Linked DNA regions of Homo sapiens: region 2 is linked to region 1. The links are chromatin contacts, found by Hi-C in ENCODE. All regions are on one chromosome and are shown on one strand. The core of a region is the stretch at or near the end of the contact, and the rest is flanking DNA. Distances in the headings are between cores, read along the strand shown.

Region 1 (7,746 bases), core at 1-2,500:
AACAGGGATTCCACCTCTGTTGGTAGGACCCCCAGGCCTGGTTACCCACAGAACACCACCTCAGGCCGGGCGCGGTGGCTCACGCCTGTAATCCCAGCACTTTGGGAGGCCGAGGCGGGCGGATCACGAGGTCAGGAGATCGAGACCATCCTGGCTAACACGGTGAAACCCCGTCTCTACTAAAAATACAAAAAATTAGCCGGGCGAGGTGGTGGTCGCCTGTAGCCCCAGCTACGCGGGAAGCTGAGGCAGGAGAATGGCGTGAACCCCGGGGGCGGAGGCTGCAGTGAGTCGAGATCGTGCCACTGCACTCCAGCCTGGGCGACAGCGAGACTCCGCCTCAAAAAAAAAAAAAAAAAAAAAAAAAAAAGAACACCACCGCGACTCTAATTTCCATCGTTATTTAAAATCAGAGTTTGGGACTTTGGAATTGTTTCCTCTAGGAAGCCGTCCCCTCAGTTTTCTTTGCTTCTGGCTGCGCTGCTGGAGTCACAAGACAATGCCTGTAGAACACCATGGTGAAAGGCGTCATGGTTTCTGAAGCCCCCGGGGAGCCCACGAGGCGTGGCTTTCTCGCTAACTCACAACTCAGAGTGGAGGCGAGGGCCAAACCCAGGCCCCATCACTTGCTAGTTGTGCGCTACCCCGACGGACAACCAAACTGCACCCCTTTCTGCGTCTGACAAGGACATCATAGCGCTGGCAAATGTTAGCGCCTGTGAAGCCGGCAGCACAGAGCCGGCCACTTCGTAAGCTTCAACCACACCTAACCTGTTATGCTGACCTGAACATTCACAGGGGACACCGCCCCAAGGCCCGCAGCCCAGCCCCCGCCAGGTGTCGGGTGGGGCCTTCAGCAGCAGGTCTCAGAGAAGCGCTTAGAGAAACGCCCTCAGCGGCGACACTCGGGGTGCCCTCCCTGCGTGTTTACGGTTGCAGCACTGATCCGGCCGGAGGGCCCCACGCGCCCCAGAACGGGCGGAGCGCGCCGGCCCAGCTGCCACCTAGGCCCGGTGGCGCCGGCGTTCCACGTGCTCACTCCTCCCCGCCCCTCCCCGCCCCTTTCCCTGGCCTTCCTCGCCGCGCCTGTCTCCCACCCCGAGCTCTGCAGCGGGAGCGCGGCAGCCCTCGAATCGATGCCAGTAGGCACCCCAGGCAGCACAGTCTTACCTGTTCAGCGTGTCCCTTCCGGATTCCCCTCCGGCTCAGCTCTGCAGGAGTTGGAGCGAAGCGTGCAAGGACCCGGAAAGACCAAGGTGTAGCGTCAGCCAGTTAGGTGGATGCGTTTTGGTGTTGTAGCAGCCGATAGGGCTATAGCGGCCGTTCTTTCCTTCTCACTGGACGCGGCTTCTGTCTGTCGACGTCAATAGGGACGATCTCATGAAGAAGGCGGGGAGTGGGGCTTCGGCTCCTCCCAGGCCTGGCCTGTCTGGGGCGGATGCACGTGGAGGCTGGTCATGGAGCGCTTGGGGGTGGGGCCAGGCGCACGCGGGGGCGGGGCCGGGGGCTGCTCCCGGAGCAGCGGAACTGTCTGGAGACCCTTTCGTGAGAGACCGTGTCTTCCTCCCTCCGCAGGGTGATGCGGCCCTGGAGAAGTCCTCTCGCTGTAGTGGAAAGAGCGAAGGAGTCTGTGAGGCGAGGGACAGAAGTAACGTGATGTTACGACTGGCGGCGAAGTCTTCGGCAGTGGCCTCAGGCGGCCGAGGCCGCTGCCCTGGGTCTGCGTTCAGGGTGTAGCGTAGCGAGCCCTGACCGTGAAACCGGGGGGCCTCCGTGTTGGCTCCAGTACTGCTGCTTGCTGTGGGACCTAGGGCGAGTCTCTTCCCTTCTCTGTGCCTTGATTTCTTCTGTTGAGAGAAGGAATCGGATCTATCATTCTCATGTCCTCTCCAGCTTAGAGTTTGTTCAGACCACCAATATTTCTAGAATGACCTATGTGTGCTGTGCCTGTCCCAGGTATCAGCTGACGGTTATGAGATCTTATGAAAGGAAAACGGAAGCCTCTGATGGGCTTGTGTCCCGAAGAGACAGTTTGTGAGGACAGCTGGATTCACAGAGGCTAGGCTTGTTGGGGTCCAGCAGTAGGCCTGGTGTGTCATGCGGCTCCGTAACACAGGCCCCTGCCCGCGGCTTGGACCCGTTAGAAAGCAGGCGGTGGGGTTCACCCATTGCACGCCGTGCGAAGGCATTTCAGCTCTTAACCAGGAAGCTAGGATTTCAGGCTAAACTCCTGGCTCTCAGGAGTTTATAGATAAATGCAGTATGTGGAGCGGGGCCGGGTGATGAGGGAAATGAGAGAAGTGGGCATAGTCAGAATAAAGAACCGCTTCATGAAGCTTGAGCGGCCTTGAAGAGAAGGCAGAGAAAAATTCTAGCTGAACAAACAACGTGACTGGAGGCCGGTTCAAGCCGGCTGGATGGGAGGGGAGTCTTGGAAGGAAAACTCAGCAGGGTGGGTTGGGGCTTGGTGACGCAGCAATTGCCAGGGAAAGAGTAGTCAGGCCGGGTGCAGTGGCTCACGCCTGAAATCCCAGCACATTGGGAGGTTGAGGCGGGTGGATCACTTGAGGCTAGGAGTTCCAGACCAGCCTGGCCAACATGGCGAAACCCCCAACTCTACTAAAAATACAAAAAATTAGCCGGGCGTGGTGGCGGGCGCCTGTAATCCCAGCTACTCAGGAGGCTGAGGCAGGAGAATTGCTTGAACCCGGGAGGCGGGGGTTGCAGTGAGCCGAGATAGCGCCATTGCACTCCAGCCTGGGTGACAGAGTGAGACCCTGTCTCAAGAAAAAAAAAAGTAGACAATGGGAGGCTCTGAGGGTTCTAGAGTTGGGAAGTGACAGGACTAGAGCTGTGCTTCTGGGAAATCACCGTGTAGGGGGTTGGGGAGAAAAGATTGTGGAAGTCAGCTGGGAGACCCCTAAGGAACTTATTGCAGCAACAGTCCTTGTGAAAGGTAGTGAGGGCCAAACCAGGGTGGGGGTAGCCAGGATGGAAGGGGGGTACAGATGGGAGGCAGAATTCAGAGGGAGAATCGGCCAGACTTAACTCTCGGGGAGGAGTCAAGCTGGATTTTCCACTGAAGAGCCAGGGGACACTTGAGGAAGGTGGCAGGAGGAGTTGGCTTGGGCTTGCTGAGTCAATGAGTGGCTGGCAGCCGGCCAGCAGGCTCTGTTGAATGTCCACAGAGGGGACAGTGACGTGGGCATGAGATATACCTCGGGGACCTGCAACACACACAGATGAAAGATTAAAGAATGTTTGCAAATCAGTGAACAAATGAAGCTTGCTGGGCCTTGGGCAAGTCATGAGGCATTCCAACCTCAGTTTCTTCACAGATTAGAATGAGGATAAGACATCTACTGAGAAAGGTTGTAAGGAGTAAGCGCTGATGATGGAGTACCTCACCCAGGACTTGGTGCACAGCGCCCATTGGTTAAGCACCCGCGATTATAAAGGTAGCATGGTATCTAGATGGTGTATATTACCTTCAAAAGTAAAAATTATTTTTTCATTTCATCTCCAGAATTTGAAGCCAAGGCAAATGTTGTAATGAAAAGGAATGAATCTATAGAAAGAGGTTGGAAAATATCTGGCACATGGCAAAGACTAAAACAATATATATATATTTTTTGTCTGTTTTGAGATGGAGTCTCACTCTGTTGCCAGGCTGGAGTACAGTGGCGTGATCTCGGCTCACTGCAACCTCTGCCTCCCAGGTTCAAGCTATTCTCCTGCCTCAGCCTCCCAAGTAGCTGAGATTACAGGCGCCCTCCACCATGCCTGGCTAATTTTTTGTATTTTTAGTAGAGATGGGCTTTTGCCATGTTGGCCAGGCTGGTCTTGAAATCCTGACCTCAGGTGATCTGCCCGCCTTGGCCTCCCAAAGTGCTGGGATTACAGGCGTGAACCACTGCACCCGGCCTTCAAATACTAGATCTTATTCATTCTTTCAAACTATGTTTTTGTACCCATTAGCCATCCCCACATCCTCCCATCCCCCAAAATATAAAATTTAAATGTTAATTTAAACAAATCAACATTTGTTTAAATCAACTGCAGAAGTTGTCCTTTTAAAAAAAGAAAAAACAGGCTGGGCGTGGTGGGTCATGCCTGTAATCCCAGCACTTTGGGAGGGAGAGGTGGGTGGATCATGAGGTCAGGAGATCGAGACCATCCTGGCTAACATGGTGAAACCCCATCTCTACTAAAAATACAAAAAATTAGCCAGGCGTGGTGGCGGGCGCCTGTAGTCCCAGCTACTCGGGAGGCTGAGGCAGGAGAATGGCGTGAACCCAGGAGGCGGAGCTTTCAGTGAGCAGAGATCGTGCCACTGCACTTCAGCCTGGGCAACAGAGCAAGACTCCATCTCAAAAATAAAAAAAAAAAAAATAAAAAAACACTTTTTTTTCTTATAGAGATAGGGTCTTACTATATTGCCCAGCCTGGTCTCAAACTCCTGGGCTCAAGTGATCCTCCTGCCTCAGCCTCCTGAAGTATTGGAATTACAGGCGTGAACCACTGCACCCAGCAGGAGTTGGCTATTTTAAGAGGTGACTTGTACGTAAGTTGCCACAGGAACTAGGATGCCTGTCAAATCACATCATGGAGACTAATCCAAAATAAAATCAATGCAAGAGAAATGTAATTAAATTAACATGCCCATTGTGGGGTAACAGTCCATCCAGGGCCTAGAAAAAGGATCATTTTCATCAGAATTTCTCAGTGTTTTTTCAGTAGTATCCAAGTGAGTGTCTTGGTCACTGAAAATCTTAATCTTTTTTTTTTTTGAGATGGAGTTTTGCTCTTGTTGCCCAAGCTGGAGTGCAATGGCATGATCTTGGCTCACTGCAACCTTCGCCTCCTGAGTTCAAGTGATTCTCCTGCCTCAGCCTCCCGAGTAGCTGGGACTACAGGCATGTGCCACCACGCCCGGCTAATTTTGTGTTTTTAGTAGAGATGGGGTTTCTCCATGTTGGTCAGGCTGGTCTCGAACTCCCAAACTCAGGTGATCCGCCCGCCTCAGCCTCCCAAAGTGCTGGGATTACAAGCGTGAGCCACTGCATCTGGCTGGTCACTGAAAATCTTGATATAGAACAATTCCCTAGTTCATTTCCTTTTTTTTTTTTTTGAGATGGAGTCTTGCTCTGTTGCCCAGGCTGGAGTGCAATGGCGCCGTCTCGGCTCACTGCAACCTCTGCTTGCTGGGTTCAAGTAATTCTCCTGCCTCAGCCTCCCGAATAGCTGGGATTACAGGCTCCCGCCACCACGCCCAGCTAATTTTTGTATTTTTAGTACAGCCAGAGTTTCACCATGTTAGTCAGGCTGGTCTTGAACTCCTGACCTCAGGTGATCCACCCGCCTTGGCCTCCCAAAGTGCTGGAATTACAGGCGTGAACCATCGCGCCCTAGCCTCTAGTTCCTTTGCTAACCTAATGAAATACCCAACAAAATTCTCTACACCTCTTTGTATGATTACGTATTCACCAAACTGCTGATGACTGACTCCATTATCATGATTTTGGAAAAGAGGGAGCCGTGGGTAATGGGCAAGAATATTCTAGACATCAGGAAGTTACATGTCTCAATAATTAACTGATCATATTCGTATTCTGTGTACTTGGGTAGACAAGCAGTTTCCAAGGATCTGGTCCCAATAACTTAATACACAAAATGTTGAAACCCATAAATCTGGGGACAAGATTTTGCCTCTAAAATACTAGTCTTAGCTGGTTAGCAGCCTGACCAATATAACAGTTAATAATGCATAATAATCTAAGAAAACTTGAGAAGCAGAAAAGCACAAAGTGAAAAAATACCCAAATTACCTGTGATAAATCTATCCCTCCAAAAAAACCACTGTTAATATTTGGATGTGTTTTTTCTAAGCATGTGTTTGTTCTAACTGTTTATATCTTTCAGTTATTAATTCAACAAATATTTATTGAGCACTTGGAATGCCAGATCTGTTCTAGGTGCTGGGAATGTAAGTACATTTTAAGAAAATTGTTTTTGAAAACAATCACAAACTAATAGAAAACTTCCAACTACAGAATTTTTCTTTTTCTTTTCCTGAGGGTAACCACTGACTTGATGTGTCATCAGTCTGGAATACTTTTAGTTTGTATTTCTTACAGACATAGGCATTCTCCTATGTATCCAAAGCATAGCCATCAAAACTGAAAAATTGACATTGATATACCACTGTCACCTAATCTTCAGCTCCATTCAATTTAATTCAATTGAATTTAATCTCCATGTCATAGAAATTGGTATTTAGAAGCCAAGACCTGAATGCTAAGTGTGCTTATTGCTATTACGGTATCCCTGTTCCAAGGCACTCTTCATGGTTACAGTTGGGAACACACACTCACACACTCCCACACTCACTGTGACATCTATATTTATTTGTACATCTATCAGTTTACCCACCTATCTTGAAAACCATGAGTTTACACCAGTATCTCCAATTCCAATCCATCATATAGGGCTGATTCTAGTTTTCTCCCTTTCTGTATTTGTAGCTTCCTTCTCCAGCAGTGAGGTTCTCATTATTTTTATTTACTTGTTTGATCAATCCCTTTGTAGGTAGACATCTCCTCTCTCTGCCCCCACCCCCTACCCAATACAGATGTCCTTCTTCCCCACTCAGGCTCTGGGAACCTGTGCTGGGAAACCCTGTACCCTTTACGCACGAGGAAGCCTTCCCTAGTCTTCCTGGGCTCCAACATTCCATGTGTGGATACAATTTTGAATAAGACAGACAAATTCCTTCCTTTCAAAGAGCTTACATTCAAGTGGGGAGGGGGACAGATAAATAAAAATAAAAAGGCCAGGTGCGGTGGCTCATGCCTGTCATCCCAGCACTTTGGAAGGCCAAGGAAGGTGGATCACCTGAGGCTGGGAGTTCGAGACCAGCCTGACCAACATGGAGAAACTCCATCTCTACTAAAAATACAAAATTAGCTGGGTGTGGTGGCACATGCTTGTAATCCCAGCTACTTGGGAGGCTGAGGCAGGAGAATTGCTTGAACCCAGGAGGTGGAGGTTGCAGTGAGCCAAGATGGCACCATTGCACTCCAACCTGGGCAACAAGAGCGAAACTCTGTCTCAAAAAAAAAAAAATAAAATAAAATAAAATAAAATAAAAATAATGGTAAGTACAATGACAAGACAAGATGATGTGATAAGAAGTGACTGGGGGCTACTTTGGGTCAGGTGATGTGACTATTCTCTTTTTGCTCCCTTGTCCCCCATCTACTCTTCATCCTTCTTTGGGCTGCTCTGTGCATATCTACAAAATGGATTACCTAGACTCCTTTGCTGCCAGCCTTCTAGTTGAGTTCAACCAGTGAGAGACACCAGTAGTAGATAGGTGGGTGGGTGGGTGGAGAGAGAAATGAGGATTTTGCTTGCTCCTTCCCTGCTTGGGAATGTTTTCTGGCCCCTGGTCCAGGCGCCAGAAATTTCATTTCCTCCCCTTGCTCCTTTGAGCCTCCTGGTGGTCATAGCTTCCTACTCTTGCTAGCCCCTGGGTGCCCCAGTGGTCTTATTTCTCTTCATCTTGCCTAAACTGTTAATAGTTCTTTTGAATCATCTCAGTCGGATTCTGTTTCAGAAAAGGGCTCTTTAAGGTAATTACTTTTTTGTGGTGTTTAAACAGTATATTATGAATAATGTTTTTTTGAGGCCAATAAGTATTCTTATACAATGTGATTTTCAAAAGTGCAGTCTGATTAGTCAAGA
Region 2 (7,746 bases), core at 2,433-4,932, 2.7 Mb before region 1:
ATAAATTCAATATTAAAACCAGTAAAAATAATGCCTTACATTTGTATAGCACTTACAAAGTAATTTCACATACATTATGCTATTTGAGTCTAACCAGACCCCTACAAAATAGCCTGGGAGATATTATCTCTATTTTTCAGGTTACATAGCACACACATATCCAAAAGGACTCAGGGAGAATCTTAAAAATGAATTTTACCTTTAAACCAGATTCTCTCTTTACTCTGTGTCAAGCAATAATTAAAGGAGGCAAAAGAGCAAAGTGATCAAAATCCAGAAAAGCTAAGTCCAAATCTCAATGCATCACTTACTCTCTATGGGTCACTGAGGAAATTTCCTGATAAGACTGAGTTTAAAAAAGTGAAAATAATAACACCTTCAGATTTAAAAAGATATAAGATATAGATGAGATAAAGCCTTTATCGTCATCTGTAGTAGCTATATTTATCATTATCATTCTTTTTTTTTTTTTTGAGATGGAGGTTTGCTCTTGTTGCCCGGGCTGGAGTGCAATGGTGAGATCTCAGCTCACTGCAACCTCCACCTCCCAGGTTCAAGCCATTCTCCTGTCTCAGCCTCCCGAGTAGCTGAGATTACAGATACCCACCATCACGCCCAGCTAATTTCTGTTTTTTTAGTAGAGATGGGGTTTCACCATGTTGGCCAGGCTGGTCTTGAACTCCTGACCTCAGGTGATCCGCTCACCTCGGCTACCCAAAGTGCTGGGATTACAGGCATAAGCCAACACACCTAGCTATTATTCATTCTTATTGTGATGATCCAGTAATCATGAAATTGGACTCTTAACTAAAAGAACTCAGGAAAGCAGTGTGGGTCAATGGACACAACACAGGCTATAGAACTCTAATATCCTGCCTCAGAGTTACTATGGTAAGTTACCTGACCTCTCTATATTACCACCATTTTATCATTGTAAAGGCTTTTGAGAAAATTAGCAAACGTAACTAATGTTGTAGAGTTTGGACATGCTTTTCTTCAATACTTAAACATTTCAAAATCTTCTGTTGGGAGTTCTGAGCAAGAGTTCACCAAGAGCTACTACTTGCATTTTACAACATCTAGAGCTGATGTTCACTTATGGGCCCAGAAAGAGAGCCTTATCTCATTTCTCATAGCTGATAGGGACTGAGTAACAAGACCTTAAATGACATTATGGATAGAAGCTAAAACCAGAGTTAGATAATCCCCAAGGAATGACACTAGATAAAAGAGTACATAAGTAAAAGAGAAGAGTATATAGTAAAACAGTATATAAGAGTATATAAGTGAAAGAGTACAAAGCACAGGTTGAAAGCAGGCTTGCTATTACTTACTCTTGACTTATGACCTCCTCATCCTCTGAGGATGATGCTGTTTCCTCCAGGTCCCGGGCCATCACGATTGGCATTTCCTTTAGGGTTTGTCATGCAGTCAGCAGACGGGGGCCTCAGAGACCTTTCCTAGCAGATTCACTGGATCAAGCAATTTGGATGGCACAGATTCCTGCAAGAAATCAACTTGATTGGATCAATTGACCTGAAACACAATGCAGTTGTCTATTTATTGGTTATTGCTGATAATCTAAGTAATGAAAATGACTATATTCCTAAACAGTGCTCAACCTCTAGAAGTTTACTTTCCATAACATATGGAATGTGCCTCAATATGTGCCTCAATATGCCACAAAAATCAAGATTTTTTTCAAACATACAGTCTGTGCTCTATATATTTGAAGAGCTGTTACTAAGTTTGAGTTTCTCATTATTTACTAAATCGAATATGCACCAAAAGGATAGACTCCTCACTTTCACTCAGTTTGAGGCAGGTGACTGATTCCCTAAAACATATATTCCTTGCTAGACAAACCTGGCCTGGGTTAAAAATAAATAAATAAAAACTCAAGGTTTAAGACCCTTGCAGGCCGGGCAGGGTGGCTCACGCCTGTAATCCCAGTACTTTGGGAGGCCAAGGCGGGCGGATCACCTGAGGTCGGGAGTTCGAGACCAGCCTGACTAACATGGAGAAACCCCGTCTTTACTAAAAAAAAAAAAAAAAAATACAAAAAATTAGCCGGGTGTGCTGGCTCATGCCTGTAATCCCAGCTACTCGGGAGGCTGAGGGAGGAGAATCGCTTGAACCCGGGAGGCGGAGGTTGCGGTGAGCCAAGATCGCGCCATTGCACTCCAGCCTGGGCAACAAGAGTGAACTCCGTCTCAAAAAAAAAAAAACAACAAAAAACCCCTGCCAACATTTATTTAGACTCTATGACAAGCACGCTGACAAGATGCCATCATGTTTCCAGTAAAATAAATTCAACAATGAACCGAAAGATGAATATATTCTCTTGAATCAAAGGTCCATATAAATAGGTGGGGGAGGGGAGGAATGCCCTTCCACTCTTAAAAATTATTCTTCCTAAAAATCACAAAGTTTGGTACGACTCTCAAATAGACGATGAAATTAGGAAATTTCCAACACTGCATTTCTAACTTAAAATATTTTTTCTAAAGTAAAAAAGTACATGTTCGTTGTGTGTGTCAGAAGAAGAAATAGGAACTACAAATAAAAGAAACATGTTTAAATGACCATAATCCCAAATTACTCAGCGATAATTACTTGCTGTCAATCCTTCTTAACTTTTCCATGCATTCATAAATACGATGAGACTGTAAATAAGACAAAAAAAAAACAGACCCCGATAATGATCAAAGATCTTCGGCGCAATAGGCAATGTCTAACAACTTCAATGGCTTTCTTCAGGGGATTCTCAACGGGATTTCTTGATCTTTCCCAAAATGCTGGGAAGCCCTTTAAGTTTAAACAAACAAAACCTCCAAACGGGAAGGGATGCCAACCTCTCCTAGGCTGCCTGCAGAGCGGGGAGAAACAGGTCTATCGGAAGAAGAGTAGAGATACTCACCTAAGGAGACTCCTCTCCCGAAAGGAATCTGCTTCTCAGCCCCACCCCCAGCTCACCCCAATCCCACGTAGGTCCGCAGATGCTCCCCCCGGGAAGGACGGGACGACCCCGCAGCCGCGATTCAACGCGGCGCGCCCGGAAGCCAACAGCTACTCCCGGGCTCTGAGCGGGAAGTCCTGCTGCAGGCGCCAGCCCGGACCCGGGAATGCTCCTCCCTAGGGTAGGGAAGCGCGCGGGCGCAGGCGTTTACCTGTCTCATCTTCCCATGGTTCGGGGCGAGCAGGCGTGGACCGCGCTCTGCGCCTACCTCCCTCCTCCTTCCCCAGGAAGGCTCAGGGCAGCCGCCGACGGCTGCTTCCCCGGTTACTACAACAACCAACAAGCAACCGCCCGCTCGGAGCCACTGCGCAGGCGCTCATAACGCTCAGCTGCGGACGCGGGCGAATGTCGTCACCGCCGCGCAGCGCGGGCGCAGAGCCCTGCCCTCAGCTGAAGGGAGTCTTCTTTTTTTTTTTTTTTTCCGCTGTTTTTTTCTCCGCCCCTAAGAGGTTGACTCCAAACCCGGAGTTCCGCTAGGTCCAACAGGAGGGCTTACGGCGTGAGCGGCGTACCTGGGGAGAGGCTTAGGCAGCGGCAACCGCTGATTGGCAGTAAAGGGGTTCACTCCCCATCTCCTGCTCGGGCGAAACCGGGACAGCCAATCAGAGAGAGTACTGACGGAAACGGCCCAATCCTGGAGCAGGGCTGAGGGAGGGGGCGGGGACAAATGGCTCAGGTGGACTCCGGGCTGGAGCTGTCCTGGGGGAGCTTGTTTGCGGCAGCGGCTGCTGCTGCCACTGCTGTGCTGGGGGCCCGGTCGCCAGGTAAGGAGAATATGGGGGAGAAGAGGGATGTAGGTGTCTGTGTTGCTTCTGATTGAGAGGATCCGGAGAGTCTGGAAAAATGGAGGTGGGATGGAAGGAAGATAACTGGAAGGCAACCTTTTGGGGGGAAAAGGTTTCGAGAGGCGATGACAAGGGGGAGCTAGGAAGATGGAGAAGGCTTGGTGAATTCAAGGAACGAAGGAATGGATGAGCGAATGAGCAGCCACTATGAGCCTAGCACTGTACAAAGAGCCTTCACTTTTTGTCATATAATTCTTACAATAGCCCTTCGGGTTGATATTTCTATCTCCATTTTGCAGATGAGGAAACCGAGACTGAAAAGTGTAAATGACTTACCCAGGGTCACACAGCTACTAAGTGGTAGGGCCAGGATAAGAATCCCTTTCTCCTGATTAAGTTTTAACAGCACACCTATGCTGGGCTGGGCTTGGCTGGGCTGGGCCAGGGCCAGGACAAAATTTGGAAATAGATGTTGTATACACTCTAAGAGGCCCTTAAGCTTTAGGGAAATTAGGTTGAGAAATTGGCAGAGCAATTCAGAAGTGCTCAGGCTCTGTCCTCATCAGCTATCTGTTGGGATTTCTAACAGATAACACTTCTGTGAAATGGAAGGCATACTTGTGCAGAAAAGTGGAGAGGTGCATCCATGCAGCTTTTCTAAACCCCGGAGGAGTCTCCTCTTGAGAGAGAGTGAGAAAATAAAGAGGATGGGTGGATCTTGGCCCAAATGATAATGGCCTGTGATGTCCAGTAGACCCTCAGTCTCTCTGATCTTCGACAGAGACCACCTTTGTGATCCAGCTCTCCCTGAAGGGCTCATCAATTCACCCTTCCTTCTCTAGATCTCTTTATTGCTTGTTTGGGGCGGGGAGTTGGCGGGGGGGGGCGGCGGTGTTTCACACTGTCTTGGGCCATTGCTGACTTTAATATCTGTCCCACTGGGTAGCAGAGAACAATACCGAAACTTGTATTGCCAAAGTGACAAAGAAAGCCTGTTAGTTTATTACCACTTCAGGCCCAAGAGGTTAACCTGACAACAGATAAACCGTGGACCAAGAAAATAATAATGAGGATGGGAAAAAGTCATTCCATTATTAGATTATTTATCTATTTTGGTTTTATTTAAATCAGACTAACTGAAATTACTACTCAACAAGAGTTGAACTAAGCCTTAAAAAAAAAAAAAAAAAGGCTGGGTGCTGTAGCTCACACCTGTAATCCCAGCATTTGGGAGGCGAGGCCAAGGTGAGTGGATCAGTTGAGCCCAAGTGGAGAGGTTGAGGTAGGAGGATCACTTAAGCCTTTGATTTCAAGGCTGCAATGAGCCATGACTATGCCACTGCATTCCAGCCTGTGTGACAGAGCAAGACCCTGTCTCAAAAAAATAAATAAATAAATAATAAATTAAAAAACAAAAAGTATGTAATCTAATTGTATTTTCCATACAACTTGAAGACAAAAGTGGATATGGTATGCTTTTCTTTCTCAAAAAATGGGAACTTCATTAAAATAGTCTCAAACAATGAGGTAGCACTGCAGCAGTCCAGCAGACCATGATTCTTATCTCAGCTCTGCCAACTTTGCTGTGTGACCTTAAGAAACTTGTTTAACCTCTCTGTTCCAACCCTCATCTGTAAGATGGAAATATTAATAGTGCCTGCTTACCTCATTGTAAAGATTAAATGGTAATATATGTTAGGTGCTTGGCACAGTTCACGGTGTAAGTGCTCAATGACTGAAACCTATTATTTTCTTGCAACCCAACACCAAGATTGCTGTTTCCTTCGCTATATAATTTTCTTACTAGTCCTAAACTCACACGTTAACTTAAACACACACAATTTATAAATTTGGAAAAAAGGAAAAGAGGCTTTATCTCTTGCAAAGGGTTACAGCCACCCAACAGGGAAGAGTGCCTCCCACCAAGACCAGAGACAGTTACTTTGAAGGAGAAGGGTTTGGGGTAGAGCTTCATGCTGAACAGGTTTGCTAAACATACACATTCGACAGGTTACAGGAGGAGCTGTGAATATTCCTGAAGGTTGTCCTGACACATGCATATTGAACAAACATATGTAACCACATATGAACCCTGTTCACTTTGGAGTGGAGACCTAACATTTAAGTCTATCACACCTAGGCTCTATACGTCAAAAAGTCTTTTCAGGACACCAAGACACTCAAGTGTGTGATCCTGCTAAACTGGCCAGGAGCAGTCCACGGTTGGTGGTCTTATCTGGAGAAAATTACTGAAATCAGTCTCTTGTCCAATCAAAGCTGTAGTTACAACTGGTGGAACAGGGGTCAGGTAGTCAGCCTCTGTGAGCTGGATGAGCTGCAATTGTTTTAATATTGCTTATCTCAAGGCCAGTGTTCATCTAGCTGCTGGAGAAAAAAAAAACCTTGTGGCAGAATATAACTTTTATTCTTTAAATGTAGGAGTGTGTAACTTAACCCTTGCCTGGCATGGCCTTAGGTCTTGTTTATAATTTGGTATCTTATTGCACAAAGAATCTGTTGTGTCATTCTTATGATCTCTATTTTAACTTTAATGCTGGTAAGTTGCTGTCTCTAAACCTGAAAACACAACGAATATAACAGGGCATGTCAGACCTCCCATCTTGTCATGGCCAGGAGCTCAGTTTTAGGATTTTTCTGGGGTCCCCTAGGCCAAGAGGGGCTCTGTTCAGTCCGTGATGGGCTTAGGATTTTATTTGGAGTTGACACACAGCAGTTTATTTTTAACTTTTAGATTGTTCTTCTAGTTTATGGAGCATGGTATACCTGAGAACCAGAGTCCAGAAAACCTAGGGATGTAAATAGTGACCTCACACCATAAGTCCTACTCAAATTTATAAAGTTCCATACACTTGGAAGAATCCGTCATCAATAGCCAGGCAGGTGTCTGTGAGTATAGTTATAATCGCCTTTGAGCTATTTGCATTACGAAGGAATGGCATGAAAACATGAAGGTATAGAAGTAAAGATAGAGGACTGATTCCAACCCAGAAAAAGGAGTTCTGATTTAGGGTAATATTTTGGAGAAATTGCTTAGACAAGGATAAGTACTGTGCCACTTATTGCAAAGTATACTGTTCATTCACCACTATTAGTGTGACTGAATTTCTTTTTTTGGCCTGCTTCATTCTTCCTCCCTTCCTGCTTATGGTTAACATAGACTGGCCCTCATTGTCTCATGTCCTCTGCCTTTGTTTCCAAGGCAAAAAGCCCTCCCACGTTTGAGGGGAGTCATGAGCCGTTTCCTGAATGTGTTAAGAAGTTGGCTGGTTATGGTGTCCATCATAGCCATGGGGAACACGCTGCAGAGCTTCCGAGACCACACTTTTCTCTATGAAAAGCTCTACACTGGCAAGCCAAACCTTGGTAAGAAATCAAAGAATTTCTGCATCCTTTATAGGACTTATAGGACTGGCCCTATGCTGTGGTTCCCAAACCAGGCTGTACATCAGAGTAACCTAGGAAACGTCAACAAACACAGGTACCCATTTCCCTCACCAAACCTATTTATTGAACCTGGGTGGAGCTCAGGAATCCAGTTGCTAAAACACTTCCCAGATGATTCTGATGCTGCCTTAGCTAGCCTTTGGCAGCTACTGGAGTAATAGACTTTGTGGTGAGCACTTGACCCTTTTTCCCCCAAGCTTCTCTGAATACTTTTCATTGATTTTACACTGCCCTGGGCAATTCATGTATTTAAAAAAAAAAAAAAAAAAGCATTATAAGGGCAAGTGAGGAAATAGACTTACTTGGTGACTCTGTGATGCCTGACAAGAAAGCCATAAAGAAGCTTTACATATATCTCAAAGCCCTCTTCAGAATCAGGTTTACATGATTCTGGGGCTTACATGACTCATATTCCATGTTACAGATGGAGAGTTATTAATTCAAGGTCTTCCGTGACATAGTCCCTGAGAAGGTATT

What was found. A loop is a pair of places that touch in the nucleus more often than their neighbours do. Pooled maps may share reads with other maps.
Region 2: a loop to region 1 is called in a map of B cell, with 19 times the contacts of the local background. The contact joins the promoter of ERG28 here to the promoter of DCAF4 in region 1. A Hi-C loop is called at or near these places in 3 of 168 maps with a recorded cell type or tissue (B cell, CD4-positive, alpha-beta T cell and naive thymus-derived CD4-positive, alpha-beta T cell) and 7 of 50 pooled maps.

The regions. Positions count from the first base shown.
Region 1 is chr14:72,919,968-72,927,713 of GRCh38, reverse strand. It overlaps DCAF4 (DDB1 and CUL4 associated factor 4), which reads right to left and starts at 1,250. Exons shown (of 14, transcript NM_015604.4): 1 at 1,171-1,250. RefSeq lists enhancers at 1-540, 1,212-1,481, 1,772-1,871, 2,272-3,138 and a silencer at 982-1,041.
Region 2 is chr14:75,656,812-75,664,557 of GRCh38, reverse strand. ERG28 (ergosterol biosynthesis 28 homolog) reads left to right here and starts at 3,682. Exons shown (of 5, transcript NM_007176.4): 1 at 3,682-3,783; 2 at 7,025-7,188. The coding sequence starts at 7,056. It overlaps TTLL5 (tubulin tyrosine ligase like 5), which reads right to left and starts at 3,312. Exons shown (of 32, transcript NM_015072.5): 1 at 3,171-3,312; 2 at 1,335-1,503. The coding sequence starts at 1,408. RefSeq lists an enhancer at 3,241-3,460 and a silencer at 3,571-3,620.